2 separate regions of the Homo sapiens genome follow, and region 1 is linked to region 2. The links are chromatin contacts, found by Hi-C or POLR2A ChIA-PET in ENCODE. All regions are on one chromosome and are shown on one strand. The core of a region is the stretch at or near the end of the contact, and the rest is flanking DNA. Distances in the headings are between cores, read along the strand shown.

Region 1 (7,454 bases), core at 383-2,882, 34 kb before region 2:
TTAGAATTTAACCACAGTTTGCTTTCATTGGATTTATTTCATGATCGCTTTCCTCAGTGAACATTTCAGTGATAAGAATTTAACTTTATCAAAAATGAGATGATCTAAAAGAAAAAAAAACCTTTAGTAAATCATGGTACAGCAATGTAAGCATATAAGGCAAAAAATAGTGAAGATGGGATGTGAATGACGGTATTGCAAATGACTGTAATTTGGTTTCCCCTAACCAAATAGGAAGATCATGGACTTTGAAAGCTGAGACCCAAGACCTCTCCCTCTCCTCCTTATTCAGTCCAAATGGGGCTTTTCACACAGAGATGGATGTGTTGAGATGAATTTCCTTGCCATGGTTAAGGCAAACAGCTGCAGCATCCTGCCTGGGTGGAAATCTCCAAGGATCTCAGCCTGGCTGAAGGAATCTCCCTGTCCTCTAATGACTGGAGTTTTCCCTGGGAGAGGAGGCAACGAGGACTCCTGAGATTGGTCCAGAGGTGTCCCAGACCCCAGTTCGACTCCTAGGTGTCTAGAGTCTGGGCAGAGCCAGGAGCTCCCAGGAGTCCCAGCTGCTGGAGTGTGAGTCCAGCCTTGTGAAGCCTTTTCATAATATTAATTCCCATGGACCAAGCCCTGAGTCTGTATTCCATGCTTAATGCGTTATACACATCCTCTCACTCCCATCACAACCCCTCCATGCAGGGATGTGGGAATGGAAGGTCAGAGCAGTTAAGCAAGTTGCCCCAAGTTACCCACTCACTTTCTCATGGAGCCAGGACTCCCTGCACCCGGAGCTGAGATTCAAAATATTTAACAACTAGTGCAGCTGGGCACTGACCATTCAGAAGGGATGGGTGCATGTCATAGTGATGGAGGAGGGTCCTGGGACCCTTTAGTTGTTGGAAGGTGGAGAGGTTTAGAGGGTCCTGGGGACAAGATCAGAGTGACTGGGGTTGGCTAGGGAGGGCTCAGGGCAATAGCTAGCCAATATTCAGGGGTCCCCATCCCCCGGATCATGGACCGGCACCCATCTGTGGCCTGTTAGGAACCAGGCTTCACATCAGGAGGTGAGCAGCAGTTCAGCCAGCATTACTGCCTGAGCTCCGCCTCCTGTCAGATCAGCAGTGGCATTAGATTCTCATAGGAGCTTGAACCCTGTTGTGAACTGTGCATGCGAGGGATCTAGGTTGCATGCTTCTTATGAGAATCTAATGCCCGATGATCTGAGGTGGAACAGTTTCATTCCCCAGTCCATGGAAAAATTGCCTTCTACGAAACTGGTCCCTGGTGCCAAAAAGGTTGGGGACCACTGAATATTTTAACAACTAGCCCAGCTCAGCAGCTGAGCACCAGCCTGGAGCAATTTCAGGCATTTCTCATCAGGTTACTTCCAGCAAGCTATCTCCCCTAAGGCCTTGGAGCATGTGAAATACACACACACACACACACACACACACACACACACACACACCCCTTTTAAGATGATTAATTCACTTCTTTCTTACACAGTCCCTTTTACAGCTATGCCCTGCTTGTGACTCCACCCTGAGACCTCATTTGAGCCTTGACATCAGCTTCCCCCCACCCCCTGCCTTCCTTCCTCTCCCTCAGCAATGTTTAATCTGCTTGCTAAACCAGGGAGAGGTGTGGGGCACGGAGATGCCAGGCAAGCCAGCAAACACGAAGAACAAATGGTTTGGCGTTTGCCTTATCAGGAAGTGTCCACAGGCTTCCAAGAACTGCAGAGGCTGTGGGAGGGCCAGGGACGGACATGTGGGGGAAGAGACAGGAATGTAGAATCCCAAGCTGGAAGAAGCCTCAGAATTCAGCTAGTGTGATCTCTCCACACACAGAATTTCTTTGCAAAGGCTGATGGAAAAGTTAAGAGTCAACAATAACAATAGTAATAATGAACTCCCACTTATGAGGACCTACGCTGGGCCATGACCTTATGTCACTTTCAGCCAGGAACTCTGCAAGGCTGGAATCAGCATCCCTTTCACAGATGAGGAAACAGCATTCCTTGCCCAAGGACTGAGCATGGAACTCAGAGGTCAGGGATCTATTCTGGGCCCTTCTAAATTCTAGCTGTAAAGACCTTGGGTATGTCCTTTCACCTGTGGGAGACTTAGTTTCCCTGTATTGCAAGGAGGGTCATGTCTCCTCTCCGATGCACACTTTTGCTGCAAAGGCTAAATGCAACGATGGCTTGGAAAAGAGTTTAGGGGCCAGGCGCAGTGGCTCACACCTGTAATCCCAGCACTTTGGGAGGCAGAGGCGGGCAGATCACTTGAAGTCAGGAGATCAAGACCAGGCTGGCCAAACATGGTGAAACCCCGTCTCTACTAAAAATACAAAAATTAGCCAGGCATGGTGGCATGCACCTGTAATCCCAGCTACTTGGGAGATTGAGGCCGGAGAATTGCTTGAACCCAGGAGGCAGAGGTTGCAGTGAGCTGACATCGTGCCACTGCACTCCAGCCTGGGCAACAGAGTGAGACTCCATCTCAAAAAAAAAAAAAAAAAGAGAGAGAGAGAGAGAGAGAGTTTAGGGGCCAGAAACGCACATAGTGGAGTGACGCTGATTGCTGATTAGGGAGAAGGTATGTATGAAGCACCTGGCAGTTGTTTAAGTGCAGCCATCGTGACCACACTGTGCAACTCTGCTCCCTATAGGTACTGCCAGCTAGGGGCTCGTGGTGGCTTTGGTTCATGGCCTCAGCCTGATTGTCCTTGGCTGCTCTCACGGTTCCCCCAGGCTCCCTTTCCCTGTTAAACATGAATCCCTTCTACTCCCCTCAGCAAAATAGCTCTTCCTGTGTCCCAGTGTCTCAGCCTCCAAACCTCTCTGGGTAGTATGCAGTGTTCTCAGGACACTTTCCAACTTCATTTTTGTGGATGCCCTAGAGAAGGTGCTCATTTTCCTGGCAGGGCAGAGGCTGAGCAAGCAGCCTGGAAGATATTCTGCTGGGGCATTTGGGGAATCAGGGGATGGTCTTTCTGGATGGTGACAGGGGTCCTCCCTCAGCTATGCCCCATGGGTAGGGGCTGTGTGATTGTGGACAAGTCATTGTCTTGCTTACCCTCAGATGCTTAGTCTATAAAAGGGAGTTGTTCCCCGGGTGCAGTGGCTCAAGCCTCTAATCCCAGCACTTTGAGAGGCTGAGGTGGGTGGATCGCTTGAGCCCAGGAGTTCAAGACCAGTGTGGGCAACATGGCGAAACCCCATCTCTACTAAACAAATACAAAAAATTAGCCGGACATGGTGGCACATGCCTGTAATCCCAACTACTCAGGAGGCTGAGGCACACGGACCGCTTGAACCCAGGAGGTGGAGGTTGCAGTGAGCTGGGATCACACCGCTGCACTCCAGACTGGGTGACAGAGTGAGACTCGGTCTCAAGATAAATAAATAAATAATAAATAAATAAAATGGGGTTTTTAATACCCACCTCACAGGGCACCGAGCAGATGAGATGATGCAATCTATGTGCTCCCCCTTCTGGGACCCTATTACAGGTCTGCTGGGATATTTTCTCCTCGTTAGGTGTGAGGGTTCAATTCCCTGCCCCAAGGAGGTGTCTTAAAAGAGAGATGCCCAAGAGGGAGAGACCCCAGATCATGGGTCCCAGGTGTGCCCCCTCCTCCACTCCCACCCTGAGCTCCATGACTCCAGGTTACTTACTGGATTTTCTTTGTGAAGTTCTTAGAAACAATGCCACCTTCTTGCTGTTTCTCTTCATGTTTGCCTGGAAGGAAGAAAAGTGTGGCGTGTCAGCATCTATGTTCCTTGGGCATCCTTCAGGACTGAGGCTTGGGTTCAAATCCTGGCCCTGGACCTGCCTTGCTGTGTGACTTAGGCCTACCCTAGAGACTCTAGTTATCTAAGCCTCAAGGACCTTGTCTGCCATACAGACCCACCTAAGTCCACTTCCAAGGCTGGCTATGAAGGTGAAATAAGATAATTGATGGAAAGGAGGCGTAGACCGTGGTTTGTAGTTAATTAAGGGTTAGTCTGAGGAAATCGCAGAAACTTCTGTGTTGTACCAAATCTTCCATGTGTTGTACCAAATCTTCCAAGTCTCCCACCTGACTCCTCTTCTCTAACCTGCCAGTAGAACCCTGGGTCTGACATCCCAGACTGGATGGCAGGCTTGAAGCGGGGTCACATGCTGAGGGCGACTCTGCCATGTAGCTTGCTTTATAGCTAACAGAGTGCTTTCCTAACTCTGAGCCCAGACGTCGTTCTCCCTTTGTTTCCAACATGGAAACTGAGGCTTGGTGATGGATCCAGGGTCGCCCAGCAGGTCCCTGGTGGCTCTGAGCTTTGAATCAGCTCTCTCTGAGTCTAGGCCAAGTTCTAGGTCCTGATGCCTCTCTGCTCTTGAATTTCTGTCTGTTCCAGCTCCCGATTAGCTCTTTAAGCCACATTATCTGTACCCAGTAGTGAAAGCACAGCCTGGAAAAAGAATGCTTCAATCTGCCAAAAACACCCAGCTTTTCCTAAGGGCACTGTGGATGTGAAATTCCACCAGACCTCTCGCCTCTTAACCTGTGGTAAGAGAGGGCTTCCCAACCCCCTCAGGGAGGAAAAAGATGAAATTACAAGAAGACTTGGGCCTAAACTGGTTTTGATCTTGTAATGTATATAGCACATTCTAATTCTCTCGGTCTCTCCTCATTCTTTTTTTCTTTAATAGAGAGAGTGTCTGTAGTTTCTCTTTAAACAAACAAGATTAGTACAACAGTGGGGCCATTCGGCTGTTACTTTTCACTCCTCATTTGTGGGGCCACCTTCTGGAGGCAAGAACCCTCATTTACACAGGGAGGTGCTTCTGAGGGGCCTTGAAATCTAGAATGTAAACAACTTTGTTGAATATAGCAGTCCAGATTTTTTTAAACTGACAACTTATAGCTAATTACTTTTAATTATTTCTTTGTTAATAGCTTTTTTTGTGCTTTAAGATAGTGCATGTGTATGTTAGAAAATGCAGAAAATAGGCCGGGCATAGTGGCTCACTCTTATAATGTCTGCACTTTGGGAGACTGAGACAGGAGGATGACTCGAGGCCAGGAGTTTGAGACCAGCCTGGACAACATAGAGAGGCACTGTTTCTAAAAATAATAATAATAATAATAATAGGCAGGGCGTGGTGACTTATGCCTGTAATCCCAGCACTTTGGGAGGCCGAGGCAGGTGGATCACGAGGTCAAGAGATCGAGACCTTCCTGGCCAACACGGTGAAACTCCGTCTCTACTAAAAATACAAAAATTAGCTGGACATGGTGGCACGTGCCTATAGTCCCAGCTACTTGGGAGGCTGAGGCAGGAGAATTGCTTGAACCCGGGAGGCAGAGGTTGCAGTGAGGCGAGATCGCGCCACTGCGCTCCAGCCCAGCAAAAGGGTGAGACTCTGTCTCAAAATAATAATAATAATTACTATTATTATTATTATCCAGGTGTGATGGTGTGTGCCTGTAGTCCTAGCTATTTGGGAGGCTGAGGTGGGAAGATTGCTTGAGCCCAGGAGTTTGAGGTTACAGTAAGCTATAATGCACCACTGCACTCCAGCCTGGGCAACAGAGTGAGATCTGGTCTCTAAATTTAAAAAAAACAACAATAACAAAAGAAAAAATTAAAAAAAAAAGCCATCAAAACTACTTATAATCCTGTCACCCCACGGAAGCTATTAATAATATCTTTTATATGTTCCGACTTTTCTATGTTTCTCAGAAATGTGTAAATGTTACATAGTATCCATGTATATCAGTATTCTATCAAATGGGATAGTTCTCTGCATTATGTTTGGAACTTATTTTTCTCTCTTGCTAACACATTATAATTACTTTTCCATATTACCAAATATTCTTTGACAACATAATTTTTAATGGCTGCAGTGTTCTATTGAGGAATACATAAGAGCTAATTTAACCAATCCCCTACTTTGGGGTGCTGAAGAGTTTCCAACGTTGGCGAGAACTTCGTGGCCCTGAACATTCTTGTAGCTAGAACCTCACACCAGGCCGCCCTATGACTTCTTTAGGATTAACTGAGGACTAATGCAACTTCCAGAATTTCTAAGGCTTAATCTATGTTCCTAAATTGCTCTCAGCAAAAGAAATTCATTTTAAACTGGAGTGTCTGGCTAACCAGAACATGCTATCCTGTGAATGTGTGGCCGCTTAAAGAGTCTACCTTGTGCTGCCAACTCCATGACCACCAACTGCCTGGCTCTAGCACAGGCCTGTGCCCAGAAGAGCACTGTCTGTTCTTTGGTACCCTCCCCACAGCCAGGGCGCCGGGAGACCTGCTTCCCCTGGGGACAGGCCAGTGCCTCTGACTCAGCCCTTTTGCATCCTAGAATCCTCCTGCATGCTGGTGTCCTGGGAATAAAAACTGATAATATAAATAATAATAGCAAGTAATATAGCGCTTCCTTGGTGTCAGCCACTGTTCTAAGCACCTTATCTGTATCAACTCCTTTAATTTTTGCAACAACCTTAAATAATAATAGTAAAATAATAATATAAGCAGGCATTTTCATTATTGTCATTTTGTAGATAGGAAACCCGAAGTTCAGAGAGGTTAAGTGCTGTATCCAAGGTCACACAGCTTGGAAGTGACTGGTGCAAAGATTCAAAAGCAGGCAGACAGGTTCTGGAATATTGGGTGTTGGACTTAAGTCTCTACTCTGACATTTCCTGGCACATCTCTAAGTTTCTCTGAGCCTCAGTTTATTCTTCTCTGAAATGGGAATGACGACACCTATCTTACCGGGTTACCGTAGGAAGCAAATGAAAGCGAGTCACAGAATGGCTTTGGAAGTTGTAAAAGTACCATGTGAAGGTAAACACTTGTGGTTTATTTTGATGTTTGGGGAAAAGACTGCTCCTCAGAAACTAGGTGCCTCTGTCTGCTCTGAAAATAGGGTATTGGGGTGAGGGAAGGGAGGATCTCTGAGCAGGGAAAGCTCCAAGATTTCCAAAAGAGGGGCCTGGAGGTGGGGTTAACCTCATTTAAAGAGAGTGTTGCTAGGAGGATCATCTTGAAACTCAATTTGCTTATCATTTGCCTACTTAGATTGGGGCAGCTTAAGGATTATGAGTGATTTTTAATTTCTTATTTTGCTTTCCTAACTACATATTTTATCATGAAGACATTTTATTTTTGTAAACTGAAAAAAGTAATTATTATGATTTTTAGAAATACATCCAGAGGCTAGGAGAAGTCAGAAACCCCTTGCAGACATGCTTTTTTCAACATGCCTCAGAGAAATGTAGGTGGAACACTATTGGCCCAGCTAAAGAAAGAAAGTGCTGTTTCCAGGGAAGGCAGAGTCCCTGGGACTAAGGAGAAGGGGTGGAAATAAGGCCTTGGGGCTTTCCAGTCTCTATCTTAGCCAGGGTCTGGCCCAGTGGCCCATGAAGGGAACATTTCTTGGCTGGTGGTTGCAGGATGG
Region 2 (6,925 bases), core at 529-3,028:
GAAACCAATATCCTCCCTTTCCCCAGTCCCTTAGGAAAAAATACTCCCTTTCCACTTCTCTTGCAGTGCTGAGAACACATCAAAGTAAAAGTCTCAGCTTAGTGCTAGTATGTCTTGAAAAATGATTATCTCACTTTTTTCTTTCCCCCATGAAGCAAGCCTGGAGCTCAGAGCCTTCAGCTTGCAACAGAATCTACATCTAAACTTTAATCATAGTTTTGTTTTCCTATTTTTACTTTTACTAGAACCATCTATTTATGGCAAAAGAGGCTAATTTTCCATTTACTGTACTGTATCGTTTCCTTTAGAAATAAATGTATGAACCTTTGAAAAGAGTCATATCTATTTAAAGAAAATTAAGAATAGTACAGTTGATAAACAGACAAGTCATATGTGGTCAAGATACTGGTGAATGACTAAAGATTGGGAAACACTGAATGGGTTAATCAAGATGAATTATTTGAGATTGACTAAAGAAACTAGACAGCCATTTGGAAATGCCACTCTCTATCTTAGCTTTCCTCTAGGTTGACCCCAAAGATAATAATAATACCAACAACTTCTATTTTGTGCTTATTATCCTGGCCACTTAATAGCTGTGTGACACTGGATCAAGGGAGTGGGTTTAGAAATTATGCTAGGAATTATATTGTATTATATTATATTAATTACATTTTTTCAGACAGGGTCTCGCTCTGTCACCCAGGTTGGAATGCAGTGGTGCGATCTCGGCTCACTGCAACCTCCACCCCACTCCAGGCTCAAATGATCCTCCCACCTCAGCCTCCCAAGTAGATGGGACCACAGGTGCACACCACCATGCCTGGCTAGTGTTTTGTATTTTTGGTAGAGACAGGGTCTTGTCATATTGCCTAGGCAGGTCTCAAACTCCTGAGATCCAGCAATCCGCCTGCCTTGGCCTCCCAAGGGTTTAGGAATTCTTTACAAGCTGAGGCAGGGTGCCCTGTGGGATATTGGAGAAGGGGACCCATCACCCCAGCCTTGCTATCTGGGAAACACATTCTTTTTCCTCCTCCAGGTCATCTCCAGGGAGAATCCCTGATTCCTCAGTCCAGTGTCTGGACTGAGTGGCAGATGCCTGGAAGGCCAGCAGGAAGAGCCCAACCCAATCTTAGGGCAGCATTCAATCATTCTCCCAGCTTTCAAGGCCTGAGAAATTTGCTTGCACTCAGACTTCTCTGCTAGAGCTTTTCTCTTCTGAGGCCTTACCTGTTCCAGGAACGGTATCCACCTATTCTGACCATTCAATCAACAATGGCACATTGTGTACTCTGCATTCAAGTTTACAAAGCACGTTCACATCTTTTTGCCCCTTTTCATTTCATCCTCATGCTTCTGGGAGTTATTTCTTCCAATATCTCATGGGTGAGAAAACTGAGGCTCAGGAAGGTAAGAGCCTTTCCTAGGTCACCTGCAAAGTGGTACATTCAGGATTCCAATCCACATCCAGTGCTCTCCGGCTTATCCACCGTGGCTCCCTCTAGGTCCCTTTGGGAACTAAGCAATCCTGTTTGTCCTTTCCACACTTGGTTCAAGGTATAATTACATATAGGTTTATTTAAGCCTGACAGCTGAGTGTACAGGTCTGAGGGTAGAGGTCTGTCTCCGCTGCTCGGGATCCACCACCAGGCCAAGGTCCTGCTCCATTGCTTTGGCCTCCATTCCCTGGCCTGACGCCACTCTCTCCCCCAGCTCCGCCTCCCCGGCCCCAGCTCCACCTCCCCGGCCCCAGCTCCACCCTCAGGCTTTGGCCACTCCCCCATGCCACACCCGATTCTTCAGGCTGGCCCCGCCCCCTTCTTGCAGGCCCTGCTGGTTGAGCTGGGAGACTCAGTCCCAAGGCTTTGAACAGACACGTAATTTCAATGATGTTGGGGTTGGGGGGACCATAAGCTCGCACAATCCTAAATCCCAGCCCCAAGGAGGCCTAGGGAGAGCCTGAGGCTCGAATGAGTAAGAATGGGAGTGGGAACGAGGATGAAGGTGGGTCCCCCTTGCCCCCTGGCCTCACCTGGTTATCCTCCGGGCCTCCAGGTGGCTCGGGGAGTCTCTCCGGCGCTTTCTCATAGGCGAGTAGGACCGACGTCTCCGACGCGCTCGCTCGCGCTCCCGCTGCTGCGAGTCCTTCTCACTGTATTTGGGATCCCGCTCCCTGAAGGGGCGCGGGGGGTTACTGGGGAGCTGGGGCTGGGCTGGATTTTCTGCGTGAGCGCGTGGGAGAGGGACACTCCCTTTCTTTCCCACCCCACTGGGTCACGGGATGGGGTCTGCACGTTGCCGCAAGGGAGACCGGAGGGAGGATGACGGGGCTGCGGTAAGAGTCTGCGAGGGTTGTTAGTACCGTAGGGGTGGGGGCTGGGCTTGTGCAGGGGTGTCAGCATTTGCAGGTGGGCATCATAGCAGGGCAGGTGCTGCAGGGGTGAGGACGTGAATGTTACGCAGGCCCTGGTGCGTGGGTAAGAACTGGGGGCTCTGAATATGGGGACGGTCTGTAGAGGCTGAGGGCTGGGGATGTGAATTCTGGGGTATGTCTGCGGGACTGTTTGGGCTGGAGACATTAGGAAACAAGGGTATTTGATGCCTCGCTGCCACTCCTGATTGGACAAAGGGAACTGTAAGAATGCTGAGTCAGGGTCAGACCTAAGAGGAAGAAGGCCCGAGAACGGGGAGGCGGGGCCAGAGAGGAGGATCAGAGCAAAGGGGTGGGGCCTAGGACGGGCCTAGTTTGAGGGGCGGGGCCGGTACCTGCTGGGGCTGTAGCGGGAGTAGCTAGGGCTGCGGCGGGACCTAGAGCTTCTGCTGGGCGGGCTCCTCTTGCCAGACTTGGAGGAATAGCTGGGAGAGCGGGAGTAGGACCTGGGGGAGAGGTAACAGCCTCTGAGGAGCCTGCTGAGTGTCCGCCTGGGTTATCCAAGACGGCTTGAGCTTTATTCAGCGGGTCCCTGGGCAGTGACCTTTTTCTTTCTGGAAGCCAGGCAGAGGAACTGGGCCCCGATCAAAGAATGAAAGCCCCTCCCCACCGGTGGTTAATAATAATACCAACAACTTCTATTTTGTGCCTACTATCCTGGCCACTTACTAGCTGTGTGACCTTGGCAGATGATTTCGTTTCCCTGGGCCGTTTTCTTGTCTATAAAATGCAGGTAATAATAGTCCTTACCCTAGACAATTGTAAATTGAATGAGTGAATTCGGGTAAATCACATAGCATATTGGCACCTATGCTAAGTATCAATTAGACAGGACATAGGAAATGTTAGCTATGACTATGACATATTTTATTATGTGCCAGACATTGAACCAGTGCTTTGTGTGTATTATTTAATCCTCAACACATCTTAGGGTTAGGTACTATTATCAATTTCATTTTATAGATGGGGAAACAGAGGCACAGAGAGATGATGCACTTCGCTAAACACAGCTGGTAAGAGATGTGAACCCAGGACTGTTTGCCTCTAAGCCAAATTTAATTCACGTCTGTTTGGTTTCAAAGTGCTCTTGATTTTTGTAGACTATATTGTTGTGCATCTACATGACTAATCCTTATGCTCCTCCTAGTCTTCTTTGCTTTCTGTTAATGCCTCCCACTTTTAGAAAACAGGGGCAGGAATAGCTCTTCCCTTCTCAGTGCCCTCAGCAGTGTCCAGCTATGGTCACTGGAAAAATGTGCTTTTGCCAACTTATGCTTTGGCTATGCATTGAGAGATATAAGAAAGAGTCAAGATGAAACCTGTTTTTGGATACTTTGAAAGGATATTATCAGAATTTCCATTCACTGCACCATATAGAGTCCCTTTTCTGTGGAGCCATCTGAGTCATTTTTCATAGAATTAAAAACCTGAAATAGCTGCTCTTCTGAGCAACTGGTTCAATTCTTATCTTTTTTTTGTTAATAATGTAGTAAATGAGGGAGTAATTTTCCTCTTTGCTTTGTCTGTCAGGGAGCTCAGACGTCATATTTGCAGCTTACCTCCATAGCAACTTTACAGAATGGTAGGACGTACTTTTGGGACTGTCTCCTGACTTAATTTTATATTTCTTTCCTTAATTTTTCTTTTAGCCTGATTTGCTCTTCTATTTATGTCACTCTATCATGTTGAATATTTTCATCAGTTGCCTTGTCTCATTTTTTGGAATGGACCAGTCTTGAGATGACCAGCTAAATAAGCAACTGTTTTTTGATTGTATAGTTGCAAAAGAGGAACAATCAAGCTCCTATTGGGAATTTCTTTTTGCAGAGGAAAGCTGGACTCCCTGAATTTATGGGTTGATTCGTTTGGATAGAATCTTCCGATTTCTGAGATTTCATGTCTCATTCTGCTACATTATTATTCTACATGAGGCAATCAAGCGATTACCAATAGCTATTGAAACTGGGTAGCAGAATGCAAAAATGGCCATAATTTTTCTTCTCCCAGTGTCCACATCCCCTGCAATGTGACTTTGCAGCTCCTTTCACTGAGAGGAATACCCTTGAATCTGTACTGGTCTTGTGACTTGCTATGGCTAATAGAATAGCAGAAGGGATGCTAATTACTTCCAAGCCTAGAAGCCTTGCACAATACTGTGCTCTCTCTTGGAATTCTGCCATCACCATGTGAACAAACCAAGACAGGCCTGCTGGAGGAGGAGAGACCTCATGGAGTAGAGTGATGAGTCAGCTGGGGTCTTTCAAACTCTCCAGCCCCCAGCCAACCCACCAGTCAATCAAAGGCGTATGAGTGAGCCCAATGAGATCAGAAGAACCACCCAGCTGAGCCCAGCCCAATTGCTGATCCACAGGATCAGGAACTAAGTAGCACTTGTTTTAAAGATGCTAAGTTTGGGGATAATTTTCTATGCAGAAGTTAATTGATACACATTAGCTCATTCTCATGCCAATAGCAGCAATAATAACTGATATTCATTATGTTCTGTGTACTGTTCTAAGTGCCTTATAGCCCTCAGAACAATCTTTTCTGGTAAGAATTGCTATTTCTTCATATTGCAGATGGGAAAACTCAGGTTCAGAGAAATTAACTGACTTTCCCAAGGCCACCAGCTCGAAATGGGCAAAACGAGTATTCAAACCTAAGTCCGTCTGACTTCTCTCCCCCATGGGTCAAAGGACATCTGCAATTAACTAATTTCCTAAGGAGAAAGGTGCTGCAGAGCAAAGGTCAAAACCACACTCACCTTTTTTCAGAAGAGGTGGATCGGCTTTGGGTGTACCTGGGGGAAGCCCTGGGATTTGGGGATCGGGACGAGTGACTGGAGGATCGGGTGCTGGCATAGGAGGAGCTGCGGGAACACCCTTTCATGGGTGAGCTCCGGGCTGTGGATGGGACCAAACTGGACTTCTTCACTTCGGCACATTCCAGACACGGTGACTGAAATCCCCTGCAGGTGGGAAAATGTCCATGAGCACCGACTGCCCACTACTCTGGGAGCATCTTGTTTGAATACCTCCCTACCTTGGCCTAGGCTGTGGTGCTCTCATAGAACCCTCTTTGCCCCTTTTCCCATCCTATTCTCTCTGGAAAGACTTCCCAGGCCACATATGTTAGAGGAGTAGAGACAGAAGATACCTTAAAAGTAGACAATTCAGGTTAGCATTTCCTCAAGTGTGAAACACATACCGCTGGGGCCACAGTGGAGTATTTTAGAATGTCATCAGGCATGGGCATGATGGTAAGTAACATCAGATTACATGGTGAGAAATTTATTCCCTGTCTAGTCTTTTTCTGTCCTTCTGATTACATTAATGAGGAAGCCCCCATTGGGTGCTAGTTGGTTTGTAACACCTCTCTAACACTTTGTAATCTCTCTAAGAGAGAGGAGCACACCTCAGACTCAGCCTTGGTTAGGCAACTGCAACTAGTAGGATTAAATCCATTGTTTTAATCATATGTGTTTTTATAGGTACCTTTTATTTAGGACATGTGATTCTTTTTTTGAGACAGAGTCTCACTCTGTTACCCAGGCTGTAGTGCAGTGGCTGACTGCAACCTCTGCCTTCAGGGGTCAAGCAATTCTCCTGCCTCAGCCTCCCGAGTAGCTGAGATTACAGGTGCATGCCACCACACCCAGCCAATTTTTGTATTTTTAGTAGAGATGGGGTTTCACTATGTTGGCCAGACTGGTCTCAAACTCCTGACCTCAAATGATCCACCCGCCTTGGCCTCCCAAAGTGCTGGGATTACAGATGTGAGCCCCTGTGCCCGGCCAAGGACATTTGATTCTAATTTTCTATTTCAGATAGTACTGTAATTTTCCTTTTACTTATATATTAAAAATGAGTTTATTAAAGTAAACAGGAATATCAGTAGTACATGGATATGGTAAAAATCAAGATGACCTGTTGTTGGTTTAGTTTTGGGAAATTTTGATGTAACCCATTTTGCAGTTGGAGGAATTGAGACCTCCCAAAAGACAGAGGCTTCAGGATTATCAGAAGGCTAGAGTGCTGTCTTCTGTACTCCCACCCTGCCTAGGGCCAGGCTGACCTCTGTTAGGTGCTCAGTGAAGGCATATTTATTTGGATTGGGCCAAGAATCAAGTTCAAATCACATTAATATGGTTTTCAAGGCTCACGATGGCCTGGCACCTGCTCACCCCTCCAATCTCAGGTCTTGACTCTTTCCTCTCCTGACTCCAGCTGTCATAGACTACTTATTCCTCCTGAAATATCCCTATTCTCTTCCTTGTCTCCAGGCCTCAGAACATTCTGGCTGTCTGCAAACCCTCTCCATTCCCTCTTCATCTGGCAACTCCTACTTATGATTCTGGCTTTAGCTTGACCTCACCCTTTCTGGAAAACCTTCCTTGACACCCCCGTCCCCTGTCTGGGTTGGGCGACCTCCAGTGTGTTACCACAGACCTTAGTTCTATGTTTTGCCTATCCCTATATGGCTTACTTAGTCTTA

Evidence for each region. A loop is a pair of places that touch in the nucleus more often than their neighbours do. ChIA-PET counts read pairs that join two places held with the same protein, here RNA polymerase II (POLR2A). Pooled maps may share reads with other maps.
Region 1: a map of tibial artery shows a loop between it and region 2 (2.6-fold over the local background). The contact joins two enhancer-like sites. A Hi-C loop is called at or near these places in 4 of 168 maps with a recorded cell type or tissue (aorta, gastrocnemius medialis, heart right ventricle and 1 more) and 6 of 50 pooled maps. POLR2A ChIA-PET finds 5 or more read pairs at or near these places in 4 of 52 experiments (AG04450, H1 and WTC11).

The regions. Positions count from the first base shown.
Region 1 is chr12:119,183,314-119,190,767 of GRCh38, reverse strand. HSPB8 (heat shock protein family B (small) member 8) reads right to left here. Exons shown (of 3, transcript NM_014365.3): 2 at 3,680-3,743. It overlaps HSPB8-AS1 (HSPB8 antisense RNA 1), which reads left to right and starts at 6,673. Exons shown (of 3, transcript XR_007063482.1): 1 at 6,673-6,841. Within about 2 kb of position 1,632, at least 9 of the 41 ENCODE cell types and tissues checked have a DNase peak (open chromatin) inside an H3K27ac peak, as active enhancers do.
Region 2 is chr12:119,149,491-119,156,415 of GRCh38, reverse strand. SRRM4 (serine/arginine repetitive matrix 4) reads right to left here. Exons shown (of 13, transcript NM_194286.4): 10 at 5,196-5,399; 11 at 2,767-2,877; 12 at 2,033-2,173. It overlaps LOC112268101 (a long non-coding RNA gene), which reads left to right and starts at 5,321. Exons shown (of 3, transcript XR_002957434.2): 1 at 5,321-5,405. RefSeq lists enhancers at 1,714-2,244, 2,245-2,777. Within about 2 kb of position 1,778, at least 2 of the 41 ENCODE cell types and tissues checked have a DNase peak (open chromatin) inside an H3K27ac peak, as active enhancers do.